Regions from separate parts of the Homo sapiens genome. Here regions 1 and 2 are each linked to region 3. Evidence: chromatin contacts called from ENCODE Hi-C or POLR2A ChIA-PET data. All regions are on one chromosome and are shown on one strand. The core of a region is the stretch at or near the end of the contact, and the rest is flanking DNA. Distances in the headings are between cores, read along the strand shown.

Region 1 (3,686 bases), core at 304-2,803, 100 kb before region 3:
GTCAAAAGTTAGGTTAAAGCTTCAGGCCCTGGAGACTTCCAAGCCGGGTTCTTTAATGAGTGAATGAAGTTAATAAACATGTAGATACCATCTGAAGGAAGTTATGAAAGCCTACAGACTCTGGGTATTTTATCCTTAAATTACAAATGAGGAAAGAGTTCCTGATGGAGGACTCTGGATATCCAGCTAAACCTCCCTCCCTTTACTCCAGAGCAACCACCCTTGTTGCTGGGCCCATGGCTGCCCAGTCAGATACCACATTTCCAAGTCATCCTTGCAGAACCGATGCAACGGTTCTCACCAATGACATGAGAATAAAGTGATGTTTGCCACTCCCGGTCCTGGCCTTCAAGTATCGGGCAAGCACCCTTCCATACTTTCTGTCTGTCTCTCTCTAAAATGCTGAGGTCCTATTGGACCCTGGGGAAAACACCCCAGGGAATGGAGGAAAAGAAGATGGAAGGAGCTGGTTCCCTGGAATGCCCCCATGGAGAGGGCCACACCGTCAATTCAGACCCCTCACCGCAGTGCGCTTACGTGACAGTGAAAGAAACGTTGGTTTTTAAATAGCATGAACATGGTTTCAATTTGTTTTACGTCTGTTGTCTTGGCATCATTTTAAATGGCATTCCCTTTCGCTGTCCAAGTGAATTACACGTCACCCTATTTTAACTCGGGGTATCATGGTACCTCTTTATATCGGCAGCTTAGTTTCCCTGCAACTGATAGAGCCAGAACCACCACCTGCAACTCGGATGCTGACACAACAGGACCTAGAACCTGTCCACTGAGTAAGCGGCCAGGAGGCAGCAGAGGAAGGCATGTTTATTTCAGGGTAGGGAACCAGTGAGCCTTGTTATGCGCGGGGAAATGTTTGCAAGACTGTCCCCTGTGAGTGAAACGTTTGGAAGACTGTGCCCTGTGAGTGAAACGTTTGGAAGACTGTGCCCTGTGAGTGAAACGTTTGGAATACTGTCCCCTGTGAGTGAAACGTTTGGAATACTGTCCCCTGTGAGTGAAACGTTTGGAATACTGTCCCCTGTGAGTGAAACGTTTGGAATACTGTCCCCTGTGAGTGAAACGTTTGCAAGACTGTGCCCTGTGAGTGAAACGTTTGCAAGACTGTGCCCTGTGAGTGAAACGTTTGCAAGACTGTGCCCTGTGAGTGAAACGTTTGGAAGACTGTGCCCTGTGAGTGAAACGTTTGGAAGACTGTGCCCTGTGAGTGAAACGTTTGCAAGACTGTGCCCTGTGAGTGAAACGTTTGCAAGACTGTGCCCTGTGAGTGAAACGTTTGGAAGACTGTGCCCTGTGAGTGAAACGTTTGGAATACTGTCCCCTGTGAGTGAAACGTTTGGAAGACTGTGCCCTGTGAGTGAAACGTTTGGAAGACTGTGCCCTGTGAGTGAAATGTTTGCAAGACTGTGCCCTGTGAGTGAAACGTTTGGAAGACTGTCCCCTGTGAGTGAAATGTTTGGAAGACTGTGCCCTGTGAGTGAAATGTTTGGAAGACTGTGCCCTGTGAGTGAAATGTTTGGAAGACTGTGCCCTGTGATAACCTGAGAGGCAGACAACGTGTACCGACCAAACCCGGAGCCGTGGTGCCAGAGTGTGGATCTGTGTTGCTCGACCTCGCTGCGTTAGGGAGGTTTTACAAGATAAATAAACACAGGCAAGAACTAGCTCCTTCTAAAGCAGAGATGGAAGAAAGCAGATGGGGCTGGGGCTAGAAATCCCTCCTGCTTCTGTGCTCTCAATGGCAGTAGATACATAACTTGGTTTTCAGAGCCTTTCTTAAAGGCCTACTGTTAAGCCAAAGCCAAAAAGATCCGATTAGGGGTGTTACCTCTACCTATAAGCTCACTGTTTCCCATGGCCTCAGAACTGGTGCCTTTACAATAAAGAGAGGGATGGATCCCAAAAGCCAGGCCATCAGGCAGGCCTGAGAACTATGTGCAGGCTGGAGTTCTGTGCGCGGTTTCTGGAACCTGGGACTCAGTGAAAGAAAATAAACACACGAAGAAGCCCACAAAATTTTTAAAAACCACAAACCTGGTTTACAAATGCTTGTGACTACTTGAAACCTAAGCAAGCAATTAGCCCCACTCCACTTTGGATATGGGTGTGGACACAATGCATAGAGAAGACCCTTTCCAAAAGGTGAAGCCAGCTGTCATAGCTAGATTCATGGGAGATGGTGATCAAGGGTGACTCCGGGAGGCGCAGAGCCAGCCGCAGTGGGGGGAAGTGTCCAAGGACACGCTCAGGGGCAGGGTGGGGCGTGAGCAACTCCTGCCCAGCTGGGGACCATCAGAGATCCGCCCTTTGCTCCTCCCTTTGCTCTTCCCTTGTCCCAACCAGGTCTTCCCTGCAGATGTGCTGTTCCAGCTCCACCACTGTGGTTGTGAGTGGGAGGGACATAGACAACTGGCCCTTTAGCTGGAGGCCACTGGGCAGTGAGCCGCTACCTCTGGACCAGACCAAAAAGACCCTCCAGGCCAGGCGTGGTGGCTCACTCCTGTAATCCCAGCACTCTGGGAAGCCGAGGTGGGTGGATCACCTGAGGTCAGGAGTTCAAGACCAGTCTGGCCAACATGGCAAAACCCTGTCTCTACTAAAAATACAAAAAATTAGCCAGGTGTGGACACCTATAATCCCAGCTACTTGGGAGGCTGAAGCAGGAGAATCACTTGAACCCGGGAGGCAGAAGTTGCAGTGAGCCGAGATCATACCATTGCACTGCAGCCTGGGAGACAGAGCGAGACTCTGTCTCAAAAAGAAAAAAAAATCCTCCAATACCGATACTGCAGCAACCTAGACCTTGGGCTGGGGGAAATGCAGAGGGGACTCTGGGGGCTCCCCGTGGAGGGCGGCACATGTGCCTCGTGTGTCTGTGCGTGGGATAAGAGCACACACAGATATCGGGTGACACTGGAGGGGTCTGAGCTGGACACGGCTAGTTACCAGATTGGCTTCACACTACGCAAACACTGTGCTGATCCTTGACTTGCGGCTGGGCTTCCAGGATGATGTTTCTGAACTTTCCATGGAGAGAGTGGTGGCCTTGTGACTGAGTTCCAGCCACTGGAGTTTGAGTGGAAGTGACATCTGCCACTCTGAACCAGGGCCTTAAAACACTGAGCATGCACTTCTCGACCCTCTCCCTTCACCCGAGCTGGTAGACGCAGGTGCCTCTGACCCGGTTCCCATCATGCAGAAGACGATGTCCTAACCAGATGGGAGGAACGTGTTCTTTGCCAGCCTGCACTTCCCACCACCTAGGGATGGCTTTCTGAGAAAGAGAAATACACATAAAGGTTTTTATGCCACTATTTGGGGGATTTCTTTGTCACCATACTAAGTCTTCACCCTGATGGTAACCAATTATAGCTATTTGTAAATTCAGTTCATCCATCTGTCGGGTAAAGCAATGTGTGGTGACACCTGCATGGTGTCAGACACCACAATAGATTCCTAGGCCCATGTGCTGGGCTACCAGCCAGTCACTGCCACTCTGCGCTCAGGCATGGTGCTGTGCCCACGGCCTCTTGGCAAGCCTGCAGGCTTCTGGCCATGCCACCGCCTGCAGAATCCCAGAGTGTACACAGTGGGACTGGAACCCAGAACTCGCTGACTCTCGAACTGTTTATCTTTCCATTTATAGATGTTCAATTTGGTAACAGATT
Region 2 (4,067 bases), core at 539-3,038, 85 kb after region 3:
AGAGGCATTGAGAAATTAGAATATTCCAAGCATGGAGGGCAAAGAAGACATGGACCAGATTGGCTTCCAGAGAGTTGATAGAACAGTCTGGGAGTCAGACATAAAAGGAGAACTGCTAAGAAGTCCCAGGGCGTGACAAGGCCTGTAATAGCAGAGGTGGACCCCGGTACAGGGGAGTCGCAGAAGAGGTCGCTCAGACCCCACCTGGGAGAGTCATGAGTGAGGTGGTCCATTTGGGCCAGGTGTTGGAAGATAAAAGAGGAGGCAGATTGGGATGGAGGTTAAAGGTGCTGGGGCGAGGAGCAGTCAGATTGAGAAGGTTTTTAATAGTAGCAGCATCTGCAGGGCAAGGAAATGGTGTGTAATGCAGGATTCTGAAACGTGGGCAGTGAATAGTAGAATGGGAGGCTGAGGGCGAAGGCAGGGGCACGCTCAGCAACAGCAAATGCAAAATAACTTCAGGGAAGGGAACTTCAGTGAGAAAAGGTAGGCTGGCTGGAGGCGATCTGAAGCGGTGAGGACTCTCCCAAGCAGGAAAGCGCCACCCACTTGTCCTCCATGGATACGCTGACCCTGGGTGGCTCAGACCTACCTAATGTGAATCCGGTTGGGGAGGAAGGGGAGCGGGCATCCCCAAATCTACATCCACAGGATTCCTATGCAGTCAAAATTTGGGAATTAATACTGAAGGCAGGAGTGTTAACATGGGTAGGGAAACGCAATACTGACGGAATCCTAAATCAATGACTACTTAGCAAATAGAACATCTATATTTACAAGTCCAAAGTGTTAACATAACTATTTGAAACAGATTGCTAGAAACAAAAATAAATGGGACAGTGCCTTGGAAATATATCAGATAGAATATGACTGGTGATAGAGTCCTGAAAAAGAAGAAAAGCCTGGGGGTTCTGCAGAAGATTTACGTTGTTCATGGCATTAATCATGGTAGATTCCCAGAGGAGGTGAAATGTTATGGACGGGTGGAATGTGATCCATTTTACTGAGGAAGTAAAACTATTCTTGCCTTGAAGGTAATGTTTAAAGTCAAAGAATTTTTAATTAGGTGCGGATTTTTTAAAAAGAATTTTTAATTTACAAATAAGATTGAGTTAAAGAATCATTTTCTGCCGTAGAAGCAATAGGATTTTTTAAAAATTCTATTTTAAATTGCATAAAAAGCATCTTAAAGTAATCAGATAAGTTGAGCCATAAGTAAATGGATATTTAAAGATCTTATTAAAATAGTCTACCTGATTTAGTTATTATTCTGACCCTATATAGCAATTCACAGGGTTTTGTTTCAATTAAGTGGCTCTAAGATTATCATTTAAAAACAAAAAGTGTAACTCTCCCGTTTGCAGCTCTCTGCACTCATTCTATGACTGGAAGGTGGGGCTTGTTTTGACAATGCTTCCAGTTAGGGTCTCTTAAGTGATTTGCATGTTATTAACCTGGATAGCCACTAATAGGGCTTCACTTCCTCGATTTCATACATAGCCCCGGCTCATATAAAAAAGAGTTCTTCAGGAGAGCAGAAAAATCGGAGCACTTGCACTATCGGTGAAATGTGTAGAAAGATAACAGAAGCTACCCTCCTCAAAAAAATGATGAGTTTGATGAAAAGAAATTAACAAGCTGTGTGAGTGTGCTGCACATGATCAGCCATGCTTGCTAAGTCTGTCTGTTGGTTGTTGCTATGGCTACGAAAAGCCAGTGGAACCCAATGAGCTGTCTGCAGCAGAGCTGAGAGGACCAGCCATTTTACTTATGGAAAACAGTGTGGCATATTCTGCTGAGCTTCGCCCTGGAAGAAGCCTCTTTTATACATCTCTTCAGGGAAGAGAGAAGCAATGGGCATGTTAGTATACAATGATCACAGCCACGCAGGCCTGCAAGCTGCCTTTTGGACAGGCTGTTGACTGCCGTTCCAATTAGCTGATTGGAGAATGTGGAATGCAGAGTGATAATGCTGCATATCTGCTATCAGGCAGCAGCAAAGGTTTTTGTCTTGGGAAGGCAAGCTTTCCCTGCAATATTATCTCAGCAGCTCCCTAGCTGCTTACCCTGAAAACGAGGGATCCAAACGGAGGGTGTTGCACTCTGCTAACGCTGGTCCTGTGCGTGGCTGTGGCATATGAGCGGCAGGTCTGAAAAAGCAGGTGTGTGCTGGGACGGGCACTGGACTGGAACGCAGGCGGACGCTCTCGGGTTTACCTGCTTCCTGTTAACAGATTGTGGGCTCCCAGGGCATATGTCTGCACGCTGAGGCCGAGGCGGAGAAGGGGCTTCCTGAGCGTCCCAGTACACTGACAGAGGTAAGCTTTTTTGACCTTTTTGAAAGCACAGCATAAAAATAACTGGGGCAAAACTTAGCCTGAAAGATTTACGTTGATTGTGTGATTTGGATTTACCAAACAAACATACACAGACACATACACACACGCATACACACACATTTCTAGAAAATAGTATCAGAGACATAGAGTTGTTTCAGTGAATTTTGGTTCTAGCAATTGGAAGATAAAAAACATGACCGATATGCTTTGGGGTTTTAAAACCAATATTTACTGTTTGAGCAGACTACGATGGCTTGTTCTGAACCGTCCTCACAGCCAACAACATTTCTCGCTTGTGAACAATGGATTCTTTCGTGACCTGCACTTTGACTTGTATTCAGAGAACTACATGAAAAAGAACTACATGAGAAGCATTTCTTTTTAAGCCTCGTAAATGATTTATTTAACTCTTAACACAGCTATGTACACACTTAAATTGAAGAATTCTGTTCTCTATGTGGGTCATAATAGCCAGTGGATTTTGTACTTGCTTACCCTGGACTGAGTGTCTTGGTGTCCTGTTTGATTTAGTTGGGGTAGTTGTAAAGCAAACAGTGTAGGTATTGGAAGCCGTTCACACCTCCTTTCCGAGTATCTGCATGCCTTGCTGGCCCAGAGCACAAGACCCCCATTGTGCTCCCCCGGCTCAGAATCCAAGGAAAGAAAGGAAGCGAAGCCTCTGCATTGAGTTCTAGGACAGCTGAGGTATGTGGCAGTAAAACTTCTTTTCTTGCACAATTTTTCTCACAAGCAGATAGGTTTCAGAGATAAAGAGTGAAACCAAAAACACCGCACACCTCATCCAAATCTGCGCTCATACTTGCAGCAAATGTTTGCTGTCAGTTGCTTCATAATAACAGCACAGACCCCGAATTGCAGGAGGAATTGCCTGGTAGTGAGTATTTCCTTGATTTATAGTCTCTTAGGAACAAAGCTGTTACTGTGGATTGAAACTGGTCAGTCAAATCAAAATCCCTGGTAAGAAAATGACGGAGTAAGGATTAGATTCTGGTTCAGCAACATTTCAGCTTTACTCAAGTCAGTTCTTTGGTTGTTTTGTTACCAAAAATGTCAGATCACTTATAATACTATTGAAAATATTTAATAAAAATGTTTGGTCAAAAACTTTGAACAAAACCCCTATCTACAAAAGATGGAATCTACTGTGAAATTTAAAATAAGTAGTAACTGAGATCTACTTCTAAGAAGTATATTTTTATTTGCTACCTTTTTCCTCCAAAATCTGGATGACATGAGTCTCTTCAGAATTTTAAGTATAATTTTCACTGATAGATATGGGCAGGAACCGCCTGTTTCAGAGATGTAGCAATGTTCATAAGCCCTAAGATAAGAGAATGCTAAAGCAGTAGGAGAATAGTTTTCCAAACTTTTGTTCTAAATGTCAAAATAGTCAAAATATAAAGATAGAGACTAAGAATCTCAGTGGAGCCAAACATGTGCAAACGTTTGGTGATAAGTGTACGCCTATGCGGGTTGTAGGGGATAAAATGGTGAGGTGACGGCCTTGTACTTCATTATGTTTAACATTCAAAGGAAAGCTAAATGAACAGACTTAGTTCTGAGTCCAATTCTATGAGCAAAAATATCAGCTAAGTAAGGGATTCTATATGAGCTGAATGAAAGGTAGAGAAAATCTCTCTCCAATTTAATTTCCTTCAAAGCTTTACACTGCCAAAGGATTTCTTAGAATTGACACAGTGCAAAGAC
Region 3 (3,707 bases), core at 1,185-3,684:
GTCTACTTATTCAGATACAATTTGTTAAGGAGAGCTCTTTATTTTTCCAACTCTGGATATCAAGCCCTTGACTCAACTAGACAATCTTGGCTCTGGGAGTGCCTGGGCATGTTGCGTAGTTGGTTGTTAGGTGGGTTTAAACTCAGTGCTGAGTATGCCTGTCAGGGTCCCAGCCTCTGGGGAGGCTGAGGGGGGAGGATCGCTTAAACCCAGGAGGCTGCAGGGATCCATGATCACGCCACCGCATTCCACCCTGGGTGAAAGAGTGAGACCCTGTCTCTTAAAAAAAATAAAAATAAACTCGCTACTTCACAAAATGAAAAAGATTTTCGAGAACGACAGAATCTACACTCTAAAATAAAAAATATGTCCAAATCCCTGTGCACACTTAAACACAGAGAACGGGTCCTGATGACAGTCACCAATTCTTCGAGACCTTAACCATCTGACTAAGGAGTAGCCTCTGCCTGTCCCAGCTTGGATTATCCGCTGTGTGTCCCAAATGCTGTTATCTAGACCGGACCTGGTGCTTCTTACCTCCAGCCATTGCCTGTGAATGCTGGGAGGGGCTGTACCGGGCAGCACCATCTCTTTCTCCTGTGAGCACTCTGTCAGAGGCTGCCCTGATTCCTGTCTCCTTTGTTCCAGATCAGGCTGCTCTGAAAATTAGTATTGCCTCTGCACACTGTGATCATGGAAGAGATTTTAGGTTCCTTGCTTGAAGTATGAGCTTAAAAAAAAAAATCTCTCATTGAACCAAAGCATGATAGGTTTTGTGTAGTTCCATTAACATCCCCTAGGCAAGAGTGGATCAGGATGTTGCCATTAAACACGTCATCCACAATATCGTGTGGGTTATACTAGCATAATCGCCTTTTAGATTTATGCTCTGTGCACCTTTATTAAATCTCACCATGCCTTGGCCTCTACAGTGAAGCTCACGGTATCCAAATAACATTCTCTGCTTTTTCTAAAGATTTGGGTATTACCTCCTGCTAAACTGACGCCCTCTCCATACCACTCTGCATTTTATTTCTATTACTTCTTCAATTTTTTTCCCAGAGGTAAAGACAAGCAATAAGGCTGAGATGCAAATCAACGTAGCCGCTAGTTAGTTTCATTTGCGTTTTGGTAGTCATTATTTTGTTCTTATTTTGCCACCCGTTACTGACTAACCCCAAGCAACACTGCCTCCAAAAACACGAGCAATGATTCTTGATGTTTTTATTTTCCTCACCCAGTCTTTCATCGTCCAGTGAATAGAGTGTGATTGATTTAACTTCTAAATATATGTTTGGGAAATTTTCCCTTTCTTTTCTTCCTTACAGACATGGTGCTAGTTTGAGCCTTTCTTATTTTTGACATCAACTGTCAAACTTTCTTTCTAGTTTCCCTGCTTATGTCCCCTACCGTTCATTTCCCCTCCACTTAATTGCTAGAATGATCCATTTAGAATATGTCTTAAAATTGTCAATGGCTTAATATGTGAATGAGTTTCTTTGGCTATCACACAATCTTGCCCTTTCAGCTTGTTTTGCCTTCAGGCAGTAATGGGATGTCAATCAGAAAACAGTCATTAAAGGCACAAGTTTATTTAGACGTCAAAAAGTGGTTGGATTATAGTCACTTTGCTTAGATGGAATGTTAGCCCCTGCTGTGGAGCTATCCAACTCCTGAGCTTTTTTGTTTGTTTGAGACGGGGTCTTGCTCTGTTGCCCAGGCTAGAGTGCAGTGGCATGATCTTGGCTCACTGCAACCTTTGCTTCCTGGGTTCAAATGATTCTTGTGTCTCAGCCTCCCTAGTAGCTGGGATTACAGGCACCTGCCACCACATCCTGCTAAATTTTTTTTTTTGAGTGGAGACAGGGTTTCACCATGTTGGCCAGGCTGGTCTTGAACTCCTGACCTCAGGTAATCTGCCTGCCTCGGCCTCCCAAAGTGCTGGGATTACAGGCGTGAGCCACTGCACCCAGCCTAACTCCTTAGCTTTTTGAACGCCCTCTCGTGCTGGTTTGAACCTTAGCCATCTGTGTTCCGTGACTTTCTATACCTGTTGTAGGCTGTGGAGCATACCTGTTTCAGACTGCAGTAGTTATGGTTGTGTCAGGGCCTAGGAGAAATTTTCCCTTCACCCTCTGAAGGTTCGCTGAAAAATCAACTCACAAAAGGCAGATTCATTTGAGAAAAGATGTACAAATTTTCTTAATGTGTACATAGGAGCCTTCAGATTGAAGACCCAAAGATACAGGGGAAACTGTCCATTTTTATGCTTAGGTTTAACAAAGTATGGGCAGCTGTGTAGGCATAGGATTGGACGAAAGGGTGTGGTCTAATGCGAATAGACTGAGTGGGGACACCCAGCAAGGCCTGTCTGTCCAGATTCTTGCTGGCCTCTCTGGTCAGCTTTCCTTCCTTCTGGTGTGGGGTGGGGCCCTCTCTGGAATCGGATCTCATACCTACACTCAAACAAGGTGGGTCAGAGAGTGTCTTTATCGCCAGTTCTTACCCAGAAAGGCGGAGCGAAAGTTAGAGTAATACTTTTAGGTTTTAAGGCTGGCTCTGGGGCAAAGGGGTTGTGGTTACTGTGACGGTCCTGGAGGAAGAGGGATTCTGGTTTCTATATCTGGCCTCAGGGGAGAATTGGGCTGAGGAACCGGAAGGCAGAAGTGAGCAGAGAGAAGCTCTTGCTTCTGAGGCTGTCATCTGGGGTACTGTTTCCTGAGCCTCCGCAATTGCTGCAGATGCTGCAGCTTTTCCAGTAGCTCAGTAATACAACCAATCACTGACGTGCTTTGTAATACAACCAATCACTGACATGTGCTTTTTTTTTTTTTTTTGGCCATGTGTAAGCAGCATTTGTAATTTAGGGCAGGTATCACTGGCATCACTGGGAAACTTGAGGGCAACGCACCACCCAGTGGCTTGGCTTTTCCCAGTGGAGCCTCCTCCACCAAGAACTCTCTGCAGAGGACATGGCTCTTTGTTAGGGGCACACACCAGGGGCCACAGAGCACCCCCTGCCAATCATCCTGTTACACTACACAGTAGTTCTGTGTTTAGAAAAGAGCAGTGAATTGAAATAAGAAGTAAGGAATTTCCATATGTCAAAACCCAGTTACTAGCTGTTTGTTTATTTATTTATTTTGAGACAGAGCTTTGCTCTTGTCACCCAGGTTGGAGTGCAGTGGCGCGATCTTGGCTCACTGCAACCTCTGCCTCCCGGATTCAGGGGATTCTCCTGCCTCAGCCTCCCGTGTAGCTGGGATTACAGGCGTGCACCAACAAACCCAGCTAATTTTTGCATTTTTAGTAGAGACGGGGTTTCACCATGTTGGTCAGGCTGGTCTTGAACTCCTGATCTCAGGTGATCCACCTGCCTCGGCCTCCCAAAGTGCTGGCATTACAGGCGTCAGCCATCTCGCCTGGCCAACATGTCTAAATCCTTTCTCTGAGGATTTGTATCTAATTCAGAACCCGTCAATGCCAAAAATTACCCCTTTTCTTTAAGTGCATTTCTTTATGCATGAATCCATTTCAGTCTGTCTTTCCTACCTATTTCCCATGACAAATTCCAAAATGAAATTGCTGTGGAATCCACTGGAGTATTTGTTATATACAAGTTGGTTAAGTGAGATTCTTTGGCCTAATCCGGAGCTTTTTTTGGCCTATGAGCATTTGATCCTTGTTCAGAGCTGGATAATTGTGGT

What was found. Hi-C counts contacts between places; a loop is a spot of excess contacts on that map. ChIA-PET counts read pairs that join two places held with the same protein, here RNA polymerase II (POLR2A). Pooled maps may share reads with other maps.
Region 1: a loop to region 3 is called in a map of heart right ventricle, with 2.1 times the contacts of the local background. The contact joins two enhancer-like sites. A Hi-C loop is called at or near these places in 7 of 168 maps with a recorded cell type or tissue (heart left ventricle, heart right ventricle and right cardiac atrium) and 1 of 50 pooled maps. POLR2A ChIA-PET finds 5 or more read pairs at or near these places in 1 of 52 experiments (PC-9).
Region 2: a pooled map shows a loop between it and region 3 (2.3-fold over the local background). The contact joins the promoter of SORBS2 here to the enhancer-like site in region 3. A Hi-C loop is called at or near these places in 1 of 168 maps with a recorded cell type or tissue (OCI-LY7) and 3 of 50 pooled maps. POLR2A ChIA-PET finds 5 or more read pairs at or near these places in 3 of 52 experiments (OCI-LY7, Panc1 and SK-N-SH).

What each region holds. Positions count from the first base shown.
Region 1 is chr4:185,997,322-186,001,007 of GRCh38, reverse strand. All of the region lies in intron 2 of LOC124900830 (a long non-coding RNA gene), which reads left to right. Among named protein-coding and RNA genes, the nearest start is that of TLR3, 70 kb to the left of the region's middle. Within about 2 kb of position 1,553, at least 4 of the 41 ENCODE cell types and tissues checked have a DNase peak (open chromatin) inside an H3K27ac peak, as active enhancers do.
Region 2 is chr4:185,809,915-185,813,981 of GRCh38, reverse strand. SORBS2 (sorbin and SH3 domain containing 2) reads left to right here and starts at 1,788. Exons shown (of 27, transcript NM_001395207.1): 1 at 1,788-2,318.
Region 3 is chr4:185,896,023-185,899,729 of GRCh38, reverse strand. It overlaps a transcript of SORBS2 not described here. Among named protein-coding and RNA genes, the nearest start is that of SORBS2, 86 kb to the right of the region's middle. Within about 2 kb of position 2,434, at least 3 of the 41 ENCODE cell types and tissues checked have a DNase peak (open chromatin) inside an H3K27ac peak, as active enhancers do.